Regions from separate parts of the Homo sapiens genome. Here region 2 is linked to region 1. The links are chromatin contacts, found by Hi-C in ENCODE. All regions are on one chromosome and are shown on one strand. Each heading gives the region's core, a stretch centred on a gene start or an enhancer-like site at or near the end of the contact. The rest is flanking DNA. Distances are from core to core; before and after follow the strand shown. Region 1 holds the start of ASCL4 (achaete-scute family bHLH transcription factor 4). Region 2 holds the start of CMKLR1 (chemerin chemokine-like receptor 1).

Region 1 (5,962 bases), core at 1,843-4,342:
CATTGCCTCATTCTCAACAGGGCTTTAAATAAAACCACGTTAAGGTTTCCAGTACCTGGGCTGGTCTCAAACTCCTGAGCTCAAGCGATCCATCTACCTTTGCCTCCCAATGTGCTGGGATTACAGGGTGAGCCACTGCACCCAGCCAATTCTATGTTTTAACATGGATTCAGTGTTCAAAGCATGTATCCTAGAACATTACCAGAGGAGGTAAGAGAGTGTGGTCACTCTGTCCCTCTTTTGAAACACTGAAGAAATCATACCAACTCCACCTAGAGATTTTATTCTTAACCAGGCTTTACTCTCCATAAACTGAGAAATAGTATTTTCCCCAAAATAATAAAACTACTAATTTATCATTGGTTAGTGCCTTGCAGATTACCAAGGTCTTTCACATACACTTCTGTAAACATTTCTGTACAGGTGAGAAAACTGAGTTGAAGCAACATTTGCTCTGCTAGCAAATGACAGAGCAAGAGACAGCATGGTAAGGGAGAAAGAAATCCTTGGCTTTGGGTTCAGGCTCGGGACTTGATCTCAGCTCAAGGAATCCTAGCAACACTAAACTGGTCAAGGTATGTAACCTCTTTGAGCTTCATATTTTTTTTAATCACAAAATATTTGTCATACCCACCCCACAAATTTATGACAATTAAATAGGACAAAATGTAAAAAGCCACAACAAAATTCCTAGCACATAAAAGATGTCCACTGAAGATATAGCCTGCCTTAGTTGCTACAACTGTAAAAGGGGGTAATAAAATCTAAGTGAAATCTACCTGGAGGATGCACTTCCACTGTTAGTTCTCTTTGTCCATTTCCATTTCCCCTCCTTCTTCCCCCACAAACCAAAGCTGCCTCCATGGAAAGGATAATTCGGCATATTAGAAAACAATCTTAGGGAAGTTGATCTTCATACATCAGCAGGCATTTAACTTATCTACTGAACTCAAAATTGTTTCTTAGAAAAAAAATGACCCAAATTCAATATTTTAAAAAGGCTTTTAACATGGCCAAAGTCACTACATCATTTCCATATACTGTACCTGGAAGCCCTAATGGTGATAAAAATATTTGAGAATGTACCAACTTCAATCCATCCGTCTTGTCCCATATCTTTCCCCCATCTGGCTCAACCCGCAAAAAGGACTTCCAAGTAGATTTCTTTTTTATTTTTAAAGTCACAGTGCCACTTCAGTTTATCCAAAACTTAGATGGAGAGCTACACGTTGGGGGGCGGGGGGTATGCAGAGAAAAGGAAAATGAAGAAAACAGTGGACAAAACAATTGAGAGGAAAAACAAGTTTTCATACAAATCTGGGCTCTCTTCCAAAGAGATCATTAATTCTAAGATATTTTACTATCTGCTCAATGCTACAAAGCTTCCACGTGGCCACTGGATGAAACAGTGTGTACCAAGCCACGGATTCCCTGGCACCATCATTCACACAGTCAACAACAGCACATGCTGGCAAATTCGTTCTCAAGTACCAGCTTACAGTCTCCTTCACCCAAAGCAGGAGGTCAACAATTACTTTCCATTACATTTTGAATACAATTCCCGAAGGAAGGAATGCAAGAAAATGTTCCTCTCATTTTTAAGGACTGTTTTTGGCTGTTTGGGGTTGTTTCTGTTTTGGTGGCGGTAAAGTTCTTCTTTGGTTAAGGTTTAATGTTTATGTATACCATTTACCCACACCACGGAAGGTGGGAAATTCCAGTTGTTCTCGCCCTTTGAGTTTTTAGAATAATCGTATTTACAATGAGGTGCTCAGAATCTGAAACAGTTTGCATTTTAGAAGTATAGGAAAAGAGTCTCCTTAATAAGCACCTATAAGTTGCAGGCACGTAACCAATAAGGGCAGGGGAGAAATTCCCAAATGTCAAAACAACTCCCCCATCCCCCAAACCCCAGCACCCATTTCTTTTTCTTAAGATTTAGGCCTGGAGAAGATGCCAGATTAAGAATGCAAACCACCTTCGAAGAGGACCTTAGGTTGAGCGCCCGGCTGCGCGCTGTGCGGCGGGCGCGGGGGTCCTGGCCAGTTCGGGCGCTCGCTAGCTGCCCCCCTCCTCGGGCTCGCTGCTGGGCGAAGGCGCCGAAGAGGCCTTGGACTCCCCGTCGCTGTTGCATTCCGCCCTGCGCTGGGGGACGGCGCCGGCCGCGCCCTCGAGCCCCCAGGCCTGGCGCTCCAGCAGCTCCTGCAGGTGCTTGATGTAGTCGATGGCAGCGCGGAGCGTCTCCACTTTGCTGAGGCGCTTGTCTGCCAGCTCCCGGGGCAGGTGGTCTCGGAGGCGCGCATAGCCCTCGTTCACGCAGCGCACCCGCTGCCGCTCGCGCTCGTTGCGCTTGCGGAGGAAGGCGGGCTCGAAGGCGCTGTCCAGCGGCACGGGCAAGTACTGCCATCCCCGTGCGCAGCCGCTGCGCGCCCACTCCCAGCACGCGGCGTCCAGACGCAGGGCGACCCTGAGGGGGTCCCTCCGCGGGAGTCCGGGCAGGGTCCCCGGAACGCCCAGGGGCGCGGTGCGCAGCGAGTATGGCAAGGCCAGCCGTTCCGCCGGTTTACGCGTCTCCATCATTTGCCGGAAAGCACACAAATCACTCAAGAGGTCAATCTCTCAATAGAAGAAGACGAAACAGAATCTTAGAAGCAGAGGTGCTGGTGCAGACTGCCTGGCTCAGTGGGTCTGTCTTTGCAGAAGTTTCTGGGTCCAGAAGTTAGGTTCCTGGACAGGCTTCAGGGAAACGGTGCATGATTCCTGAAGTTCATTGCACTCCTCGATCTTTTTATGATTTAGGCAGAGGTGGTAGGCAAAGACGTAGGATCTCCTAATCCACACTTCAAACCCCGTCTTCCCCACTGATCTTCTTTCAGAAGATAACAAAGGGGGTTCCTCTGCCTGGTCCCCCAGCCTGGAAAGGTGAGCTCACACCAGAGTCATCTTCCAAAGCCACCAAAAGCTTTTCAATGCCTGTAATCCACCACTCTAGGTCTTCAAGAGATGAGTCGTTCGCCAAGAGCCTAGCAATCTTCAGGATTTGAGAAGAGCTCCTCCCAGGAACCTGCAGATCTGGCGGCGGAGGGAAAGTGGACCAGAGGCTTTCTCCTTGAAAATCACTTGACTGTCCTTTGTGGTTTCCCGCGACCAGGTCTAATGGAAGGAGCTTTTAGAGTGTTTGCAAACTTAAACTTGCTCTTTCATTTCTGGGGTCTTAGCCTCATCAAAGGAAAAACTGCTCTCTTGCGGTTATAAAATGTGTCAAGTCAAGGAAGACCCGGGGCGAGGCTTGAGGTTTTTCTTCTTCCAAACCGAATCTTTTAAAAACTCAATGAGGCATGTTTGAAGGGTATAGGAAAAATACAGACTGTAGCAAAGAATATAAGGGTCTGCATATTATGTTCCAACATATGTTGTTTTATGGTTGTTGAGGGTGTTTTATGGAGATGCGACTTTTTAAAAGCACATCAAAAGACTGAACAATAACAAACGCGCTTAGCCGGTTATTTCTCACAGTGCTTACTGTAAACACAGCTTAAATACTGCTTCCCAGCCTCCTCTTCTAATCTCACCCAGGATATAAGGACATCATCTTTCCATAGCGCAAAGAGTGTTTTTCCATTGGATTCTTCTTCTTTAAAAAATGTCATTTATTTTCTCTCTTGGGGGCAGGAAAGCAACATTTGAAAGGTGGAGACTCCAAGTTCCAAGGAGAAAGGATGATGTCTTTGAAGACTTGTCTTTTTAAGACACAACCCCTCCAAAATGAATAATTAATCCATCCGTGTTGGTAAACCTTTGAAGATTAAAGTGTCATTAAAAATCCAACTGTACTGGTTAACGTCAAAGAATATGTTATCACACTGAAAATCAGATTTCCTCTTCTGCAAACCAGTACATTAAAGGTGTCTTCTACTTTAAAAGTCCTACTTAAAAACAAGAGAAGCAAAAACCCCCTACATTTATGATGAGAGCTTTTGCCTATTCCTCAGCAGACAAGGTGCTGCCCTAACATGTTTTTCTTTTTAGTTTGGCAAGTCCTGTTCTTCCCTGTTTGTTCTAAATGATCCGCCTGAAGCAACTCAAAAAACAAGGCAAATAAAATAGAAATAATTATTCCTTTCGGGTATAAGTTAGTCACATTTTTAAAGGTGTAGCTTGGCTGGGTGCAGTGGCTCAAGGTTGTATTCCCAGCACTTTGGGAGGCCAAGGCGGGTGGATTGCTTGAGGCCAAGAGTTCAAGACCAACCTGGCCAACATAGCAAGACCCCCATCTTTTAAAAAGAAGAAAGAAAAATTAAAAGTTGTAGCTCCTGATGAGGTTTGTACTGGCAAATAGCCTAATATATCATCACAATTTCTCAGTAGAATTGAGAAAGCCCTTTCTATTAGGAGAAAAGTCCACCACTCAGGCAGGTAGGCTGTTATACCACAAGGTGCTTTTTGGCCATGTCAAAGATTTTAACTTTTAAGAGTGACAGGAAGATAATGAAATATTTTAAGCAGGGAGGTGACATTTGAAGATTTGTGTTTCAAAAAAGATAACTGTGTCTGCAGATTGAGGACTAGATTGGAAGAGAGCAAAAGGAAGAACAGTTGAGATGCCATTTCTCCTTCTCAGATTGGCAAAAGTTTAAAAGATTGCTAAGATTCAGGGGAGGCAAGGATTTGAGGAAAGGGTGGGAGCATAAATTGCTTCAAGAAACTATTAAAATTATTATTATTATTATTATTATTATTATTATTATTATTTTGAGACAGGTCTCACTGTCACCCAGGCTGGGGTGCAGTGATGCGATCTCGGCTCACTGCAACCTCCGCCTCCCAGGCTCAAGGGATCCTCCTATCTCAGCCTCCTGAGTAGCTAGGACTACAGGCTTGTGCCTCCACATCCCAGCTAAACAAACTGTTAAAATTAATAGTGCACATCACATCCTTTGATTCAGATATCTGTGCCGTTTTGTCCTACCAAAATAAATGTAGCAATACCTATTTATGTGTACAATAATCTTTATTGCAACATTTGTAGCAATTTAAAAAAACGAAGACTCCAGGCAAGGTGGCTTATGCCTGTAATCCCAGCACTTTGGGAGGCCAAAGTGGGTGGATCACTTGAGGTCAGGAGTTCGAGACCAGCCTAGCCAACGTGGCGAAACCCTGTCTCTACTAAAAATACAAAAAATTAGTCAGGCGTTGTAGCAGGTGCCTGTAATCCCAGCTACTTGGGAGGCTGAGACAGGAGAATCACTTGAATCCTGGAGGCGGAGGTTGTACTGAGCCAAGATCACGCCACTGCACTCCAGCCTGGGTGACAGAGCAAGACCCAGTCTCAAAAAAAAAAAAAAAAAGGCGAGGCTGGGCACAGTAGCTCACGCCTGTAATCTCAGCACTTTGGGAAGCCGAGGTGGGAGGATCATGAGGCCAGGAGTTCAAGACCTGCCTGACCAGCATGATGAAACCCCATCTCTACTAAAAATCAAAAAAATTAGCTGGGCATGGTGGCACATGCCTGTAGTCCCAGCTACTTGGGAGGCTGAGGCAGGAGAATTGCTTCAACCTGGCAGGCAGAGGTTGAAGTGAGCTGAGATAGCCTGGGCGACAGAGCGAGACTCTGTCTCAAAAAATAAATAAATAGATAAAGAAGAAGAAGAAAAAGGGAACAGCCTGAACAGCCTGAATGTCCATCAATAGGAAAAGAGTTAAAAATCTTAGAATATTATGCTATTATTAAAAATAATGAGTAAAATCTGTACGTAAGAACTTGCAGACATATCCACAATGTCTTAAGTGAAAAAAGCAAATTGCAGAGTAACATATGCAGCAGGAACATAAAAACAATTCTACATGATGTGTATGTCCTTTATATGTGTTTCTGTGAGCATGGAGAATGAAATAGAAAGACACATACTAAATGGTTTTTTGCATTGGTTGCCTAAAAAGAAAGGGTGGCATTGGGGAGGAA
Region 2 (5,962 bases), core at 1,091-3,590, 560 kb before region 1:
CCATTTCAATGGATTCCTAATTGAAATGCCTATGTCAGTGGATCTCAAACTTGAGCAAGCATCAGAATCCCCTGGAGGGCTTCTTAAAACCCAGATGGCTTCCTGGAGTCTCTGATTGCCAAGGTCTGCAGTGAGGCCCAAGGGTTTGTGTTTCTAACAAACTTCTGGGTGAGGCTGCTGGGGTTGGTATGGAAACTAGACTTTAGGAACCTCTGGTCTCTATTAGATGGTGATATACAAGATCCCTGCCACGTTATGGAAATATCCTCTCCTTTCACCAGGAGAACCTGGGGAATGACATGATTTGGCTTTGTGTCCCGACCCAAATCTCATCTTGAATTGGAATTCCATAATCCTCACGAGTCATGGGAGGGACCAGGTGGGAGGTAATTGAACATGGGGGTGGTTTTCCCCCCATCCTGTTCTCATGATAGTGAGTGAGTTCTCATGAAATCTGATGGTTTTATAAGAGGCTTCCCCCTTTGCCTGGCACTCATTGTCTCTCCTGCCACCCTGTGAAGAGGTACCTTCCATCATGATTGTAAGTTTCCTGAGGCCTCCCCTGCTATGCGAAAATGTGAGTCAATTAAACCTTTTTTCTTTATAAATTACCCAGTCTTGGGTATTTCTTCACAGCAGTGTGAGAACGGACCAATACAATTACTAACTTCTGGGTGACCTTGGGTGAGTCCCTTGCCTCCTCTGGGTTCAGTGTTCTCATCTGTACAGTAAGTGTTTCGATATGATGTTTTGTTCCCTAGATAAGCCCAAAGAAGAAGAGAGCAAGGAAGACAGTTGGGTAGACTGGGCCTGACTTCTGACTATAGAGACCTGTGTGACCTCAGGCAAGAGACTCAATCTCTCTGGGCTTCAAGTTATCTGTGAAATGGAAGAATGAAATTAGATGGTTTCTAAGTGTAAAGCTCACTGAATTAAAGGATTGAGGATGGTGGGGAGAGGTCGGTGGGGTTCTAAGGCTGATCAGACGATGAGGACATAGTCCTCCACCTGCCCAAGACTTTGAGGCCCAAAACACAGGTTTCTCTCCTTCTCTCCCTCCCTCCCCATCTCCCTCTCCCTTCACCTTCCCCTCCTCCCCATTACCTTCCTCCCTGCCCTCCCTTTTCTTCCTTTCTTTCTTCTCCTCCCTTCCCCTCTCTTCCCCTCCCCTGCCCTTCCCTTTTCTTTTTCTTTCTAAAAATATTATTTTAGGCAGTCGTAGGCAGTCTTGGCTTTGGAATCAGACAGACTCAGATCCAGCCATGGCTCGGTCAGCATGAGCTTGGCGCCCTGGGCAAAACGACTTCTGCTCTGTGGCCCTAGCATCCTCATGTGTAGAATGGGCAAGTGATGCCCCCCCGACGTGGGTGGTGGTTCACACGGCTTACTCCATGGAAGCACTTGGCACAGGGGCCCACATGGGCACTTCTGTTATTTCTTCAGTCTGGAGGCCAAGGGTGGGCCTCCGAGCCAGACAACATAGTTGGAATCCCAGCTCTGTCAGCTGCTGGCGGTGTGGTCTTGAGCAAGTGACTTAATCTCTCTGTACCCCAGTTTCCTTATTGGTAAGACTGGAGTAGTAATAATTCCTGTTATCTAGGGTTGCCGTGAAGAGTAAGTACGCATCGCCTAGCACGCTGCCTGGCTGTCGGTTGTTTTGATTATTCCACTAATGATGGTGACCACACAGCCGATGAACCAGGCACTTAGCGCCTGGTTAGGGCAGGGAACAGAATACAGTTCTTTCCCTACAGAGTTCCTGGTGCAAGGAGTTCTCGGTGCAAGGAGAGAGACATCTTAACAGGCAAGGACAGCACTGCATCAGTGAGGTGATGGGGTGACCCTGAGGGGCACAGCAGCCCCCGAGGGTTGGGGAAGGCTTCCCTGGGAGGTGACCTTCAACCTGAGACCTGAAGAGGCAGTAGGAGACCATCGGGCCACGAATTAGGGCAGGAATAGCATCCAGGTGGGAGGAACAGCGTTGCAAAGGCCCAGGGTGAGAGGCAGCCAATCTCTCGGTCAGTGTGGAGCTTGAGCCCCTCACCGGGAGCAGAGGCGCTTGCACTTCCCCCAGCAGCCGGGTGCTCAGATGTGCTCCCTGTTTGCGCTCAGTGGGCACGGCTCCCCGGCTGCAAGAGGCTGCCAGAGGGGCGGGTCGTCCCCAGCGGGCCCCCGCCGCCACCCACAAGCCCAGTCCCCGGCTGGTAGGGGCACCCTCCCCTCGCAGCCCCCTCTCCACGCAGCTAGCCGCCCCCGCCCTAGGTCAGCCCAGTTTCCTGCCCCTCCCTCCTGCTCTCCTCCCTCCAGCTGTTTCTCTGGCTGAGTTCTGTCCCAGTCCCATTCAGGGAAGCAGCCCCGGCGGCCAGCAGGGAGCTCAGGACAGAGCAGGCTCCCTGGGAAGCCTCCGGGTGATAGGGGTGTTCCAGCTGCGGCGCTCTGGGGGTTCAGAGGGGGATCTTGAATGAACAAATGAATGAACTGCTTTCTGGGCAAACAGCCACAGCCAGAGGAGCCTGTGATTGGCAGAAAGAAGCCAGGGTGTGCAAGTCTCCCCAACAGCCTCGAGTGGCCTGCAGTCACAGGGAACCCTCAGGAAGACCTTCCGGGCAGAGACCAGAGGGAAGGTATCATCACACACTTGCCTTGGGTGTCTTCTGAGGGGGGCCAGGGAAGGGGAATGAATACTAACAGAGAGAAAAGTTTGTTTCTTTTTATAATTTCATATTTGTTAAAAGGAAGAGTTTTGTTATTATTTTCAGATGTCAAAAGTAATGCATGTTCATTGTTTAAAGAAATAGCAAGGATACACAACTAAATATATGAATGTGGATTTCCACATCTAGTTTGGTAACCTGCTTAACCACAGATTGTGAACTTTTTTCCATATCACCTATATTCTTCCAATATACATTTTTCATGGCTGCATAGAAAGGCTATCTTAAGATTATTTGACTTTTCCATAATAGATTTGCTTCTTTTTTTTTATTAGAACAGTGCTGCAATGAATATTTAGTATGACATCTTTGTGTGTGTGTCTTATGAATACCTTTTAGAAATTGCTAGATTTAAGGTTTGCCTATTTTTAAGACTTCTGAGCTTTTGGTCACACTGCACCCTGGAAGGCCGTGGCAGCTTGACCTCTCTACGATGTTATACCAGGGCACAGTATTCTCACATACTAAACCCACCTTGTTGCTACCCATCCCTTAAACTTTCCCTGATGTGAAGTCGAGAATAATATCTAGATGCTTCAATAGGCATTTCATTTCTTTGTTAGTGTTGATTCTCTTTTATAAACTTATTTTTCACATTTCTAGTCTGACTCTCCTGTTCAAGTCTGTTCCCATTTTTTTCTCCTCTGGGGGCATGTTTATCTTTTTCCAATTGATATCTAAGGGTTCTTTGTATATAAAGGACACAAAACCTTTGCCGGCACTCTCTGTTGAAAATATTCCACTCCCTCCTCTGTCTTCAGAATAGCCCATTTTAAATGGGCAAGCCAGCTTTGGCAAAATTATAAGCATTACAACATCAGGGAACTACTACTTGATATAAGCCCAATCACTCAGACCTGTGCGGTTCAGAGATGCCAGATCACTGGTCTGAGGTCACACGCCTGAACGTCCAGGTTCTGAGTCTTTCTTTTTCTATTAGGGAAAGCCCTCAACTTCCCTTTTGCATCCCCTACCTCCTTCTCAAGACCAATCTTCTCTGTGGTTCTTGCTGTATCTCCTGCCCCTTCCAAACTGGTTTGAAGGTAAGATTCCTCTAAATGCCTTGGCTGCTGAGGTGAGTGTGACTGGGTCATTCAGGCCTCTGGTGCAGGAGGAGGCAGCTTGGCCTTTTCTTTAACCTAAACCAGTGGCACTCAAATGATGATGTGTCATACACTTGGGAGGTCCACAGGAGAGTTATCTCTTGATGCACAGGGGCCTTCTTTGGACTCCCCCAAAACTTCAGGGAACAGATAACCTTAACTTTGGGCAAGTCATGCCTTTCTCTGGCTTGACTTGTTCTGAGAAGTCCCCTACCCGCACTGGGTCAGGGCTTGTCTGCTAGGCTCTCCCAGGGCCTATCCCTCCCTTATCACGGCTCCTACCACACCGTGTTCTAATGACCAGTCATCTTGTCTGTCTCTCCTTCTAGCCGGGAGGCCCCTAGAGGCCAGATCTGGGATATTACTTTTTTTCTGCATCCTCAGTCCCCTGCACAAGAACTAGCATATATTAGGGTCATTGTTCATGGAATAAATAAAGTAACCAGGTGTCAGTTTCACCATCTGTAAAATGGGGTGGGGGAAGTTGGACTGAAGTCCCATCTCTTAGATGTTTACCTAATAACTCCTCTCAGTTTGCAAACCACTTTCTCGAGATGATTTTATCAAATCCTCACCATGGCCACATGATGAAGGTACTATTAACATGCCCATTTTACAGATTAGGAAACAGAAGCCTGGAGAGTTCTGATGCTAGACCTCCCCACAAAAGGGAGTAGAACATTGTGCAAGAAGGGGCACCTTGGTCTTAGGCAAGGTACTCCCACTCTCTGGCCACAATAATATCATCTGTAAATAAGGATGATATTATTTGATATTATTATCACTCTGGGGGTGGGCTTGAATTGGCCTGCCACCTGCCAACTGAGTGACATGGAATCAGTTATTCCTCATCTTTGTGCCTGAGTTTCCTCATCTATAAAATGGGAATATGATCAGTAACTGCCTCATAAGATTATTCTAAAGAGTAAATGAGATCATACAAGTAAAGCTGTAAGCAGAGGATTTGTTGTAAAATAAGGTCTCTATAAACATTAGCTATTGTTCTGATGATCATTTCTATTCCACTGTGCCTGTCTATACCTGTGACACTCATCTGAGCCAAATGGAAATTATTATTGATTTCTTTAGTGGATTATTAATGCTCTTATTCCCACTGATGTACAAGAAAACCAAAAGCTTATTTCATTCTCTTTGAGCTACACCACATGGGTGCAGACATTACCGCCAGTTGCGAGGCTATGAAGTAGACTCAGAGCTTCTCAAAGTGCAATCTCTAGACCACCTGCATTAGAATAATTGTGAGTGTTTCTTTTTTTTTTTTTTCCTGGAGATGGAGTCTCGCTCTGTCGCCCAGGCTGGAGTACAGTGGCGCAATCTTGGCTCACTGCAAGCTCTGCCTCCCGGGTTCACGCCATTCTCCTGCCTCAGCCTCCCAAGTAGCTGCGACTACAGGCACCCACCACCCCGCCCGGCTAATTTTTTGTATTTTTAGTAGAGACGGGGTTTCACCGTATTAGCCAGGATGGTCTCAATCTCCTGACCTTGTGATCCACCCACCTCGGCCTCCAAAAGTGCTGGGATTACAGGCGTGAGCCACTGCGCCCGGCCAATTGTGAGTGTTTCTTAAAGCTTCAGTTTGGAAATCAGAATCTCTGTGGATGAGGCTTCAGTGTCTGCATGTTGAACCAGCACCCCAGGTCATTCAGATGCACCCCAAAACTTGAGAACTACCAACCTAGAGTGCTTAAAAGTCTTTCCTTTTTGCCCTTTGTTCACACTGGGGTCTTGGGTTCTTTGCTGCACAATAAGGTTTCTTTTTTCCCTTCTAAGCAAATATTCATGTACTTCTGTGAATCCACATGTTCCGTGTCAGCAGTTGAGGCCAGAAGGTTTGGCAGAGAAGAAGCGAAACTTTGTCTTATAGTACCACAGAAAGTCAGATCGTGTTAGCAATCCCCCAGCATGGAGGCTTTGAAATTATTTTCAGTTGCAGAATCCTTTCCACAAATGAAAGTCTTATGGGGAAGTGTAATTTGAAAACAGATAAAGGTGGTGTTATTCTTGTTGAAACAGAGGTGGAAGACTCCAGGCTGCCACTAAATCTCACTCTTGTTGCTGAAGGGCCTCTAAGAATCTTTGTAGCTCCATGGGGCAGGCAGGAAACTGCAACTCCTCTACTCCAAG

What was found. A loop is a pair of places that touch in the nucleus more often than their neighbours do. Pooled maps may share reads with other maps.
Region 2: a pooled map shows a loop between it and region 1 (4-fold over the local background). The contact joins the promoter of CMKLR1 here to the promoter of ASCL4 in region 1. A Hi-C loop is called at or near these places in 2 of 37 single-sample maps with no recorded cell type and 5 of 50 pooled maps.

Annotation. Positions count from the first base shown.
Region 1 is chr12:107,771,834-107,777,795 of GRCh38, reverse strand. ASCL4 (achaete-scute family bHLH transcription factor 4) reads right to left here and starts at 3,092. Exons shown (of 1, transcript NM_203436.3): 1 at 1,152-3,092. The coding sequence starts at 2,577. The coding sequence ends at 2,059.
Region 2 is chr12:108,335,689-108,341,650 of GRCh38, reverse strand. It overlaps CMKLR1 (chemerin chemokine-like receptor 1), which reads left to right and starts at 2,340. Exons shown (of 4, transcript NM_001142343.2): 1 at 2,340-2,624. RefSeq lists a silencer at 2,057-2,176 and an enhancer at 2,284-2,907.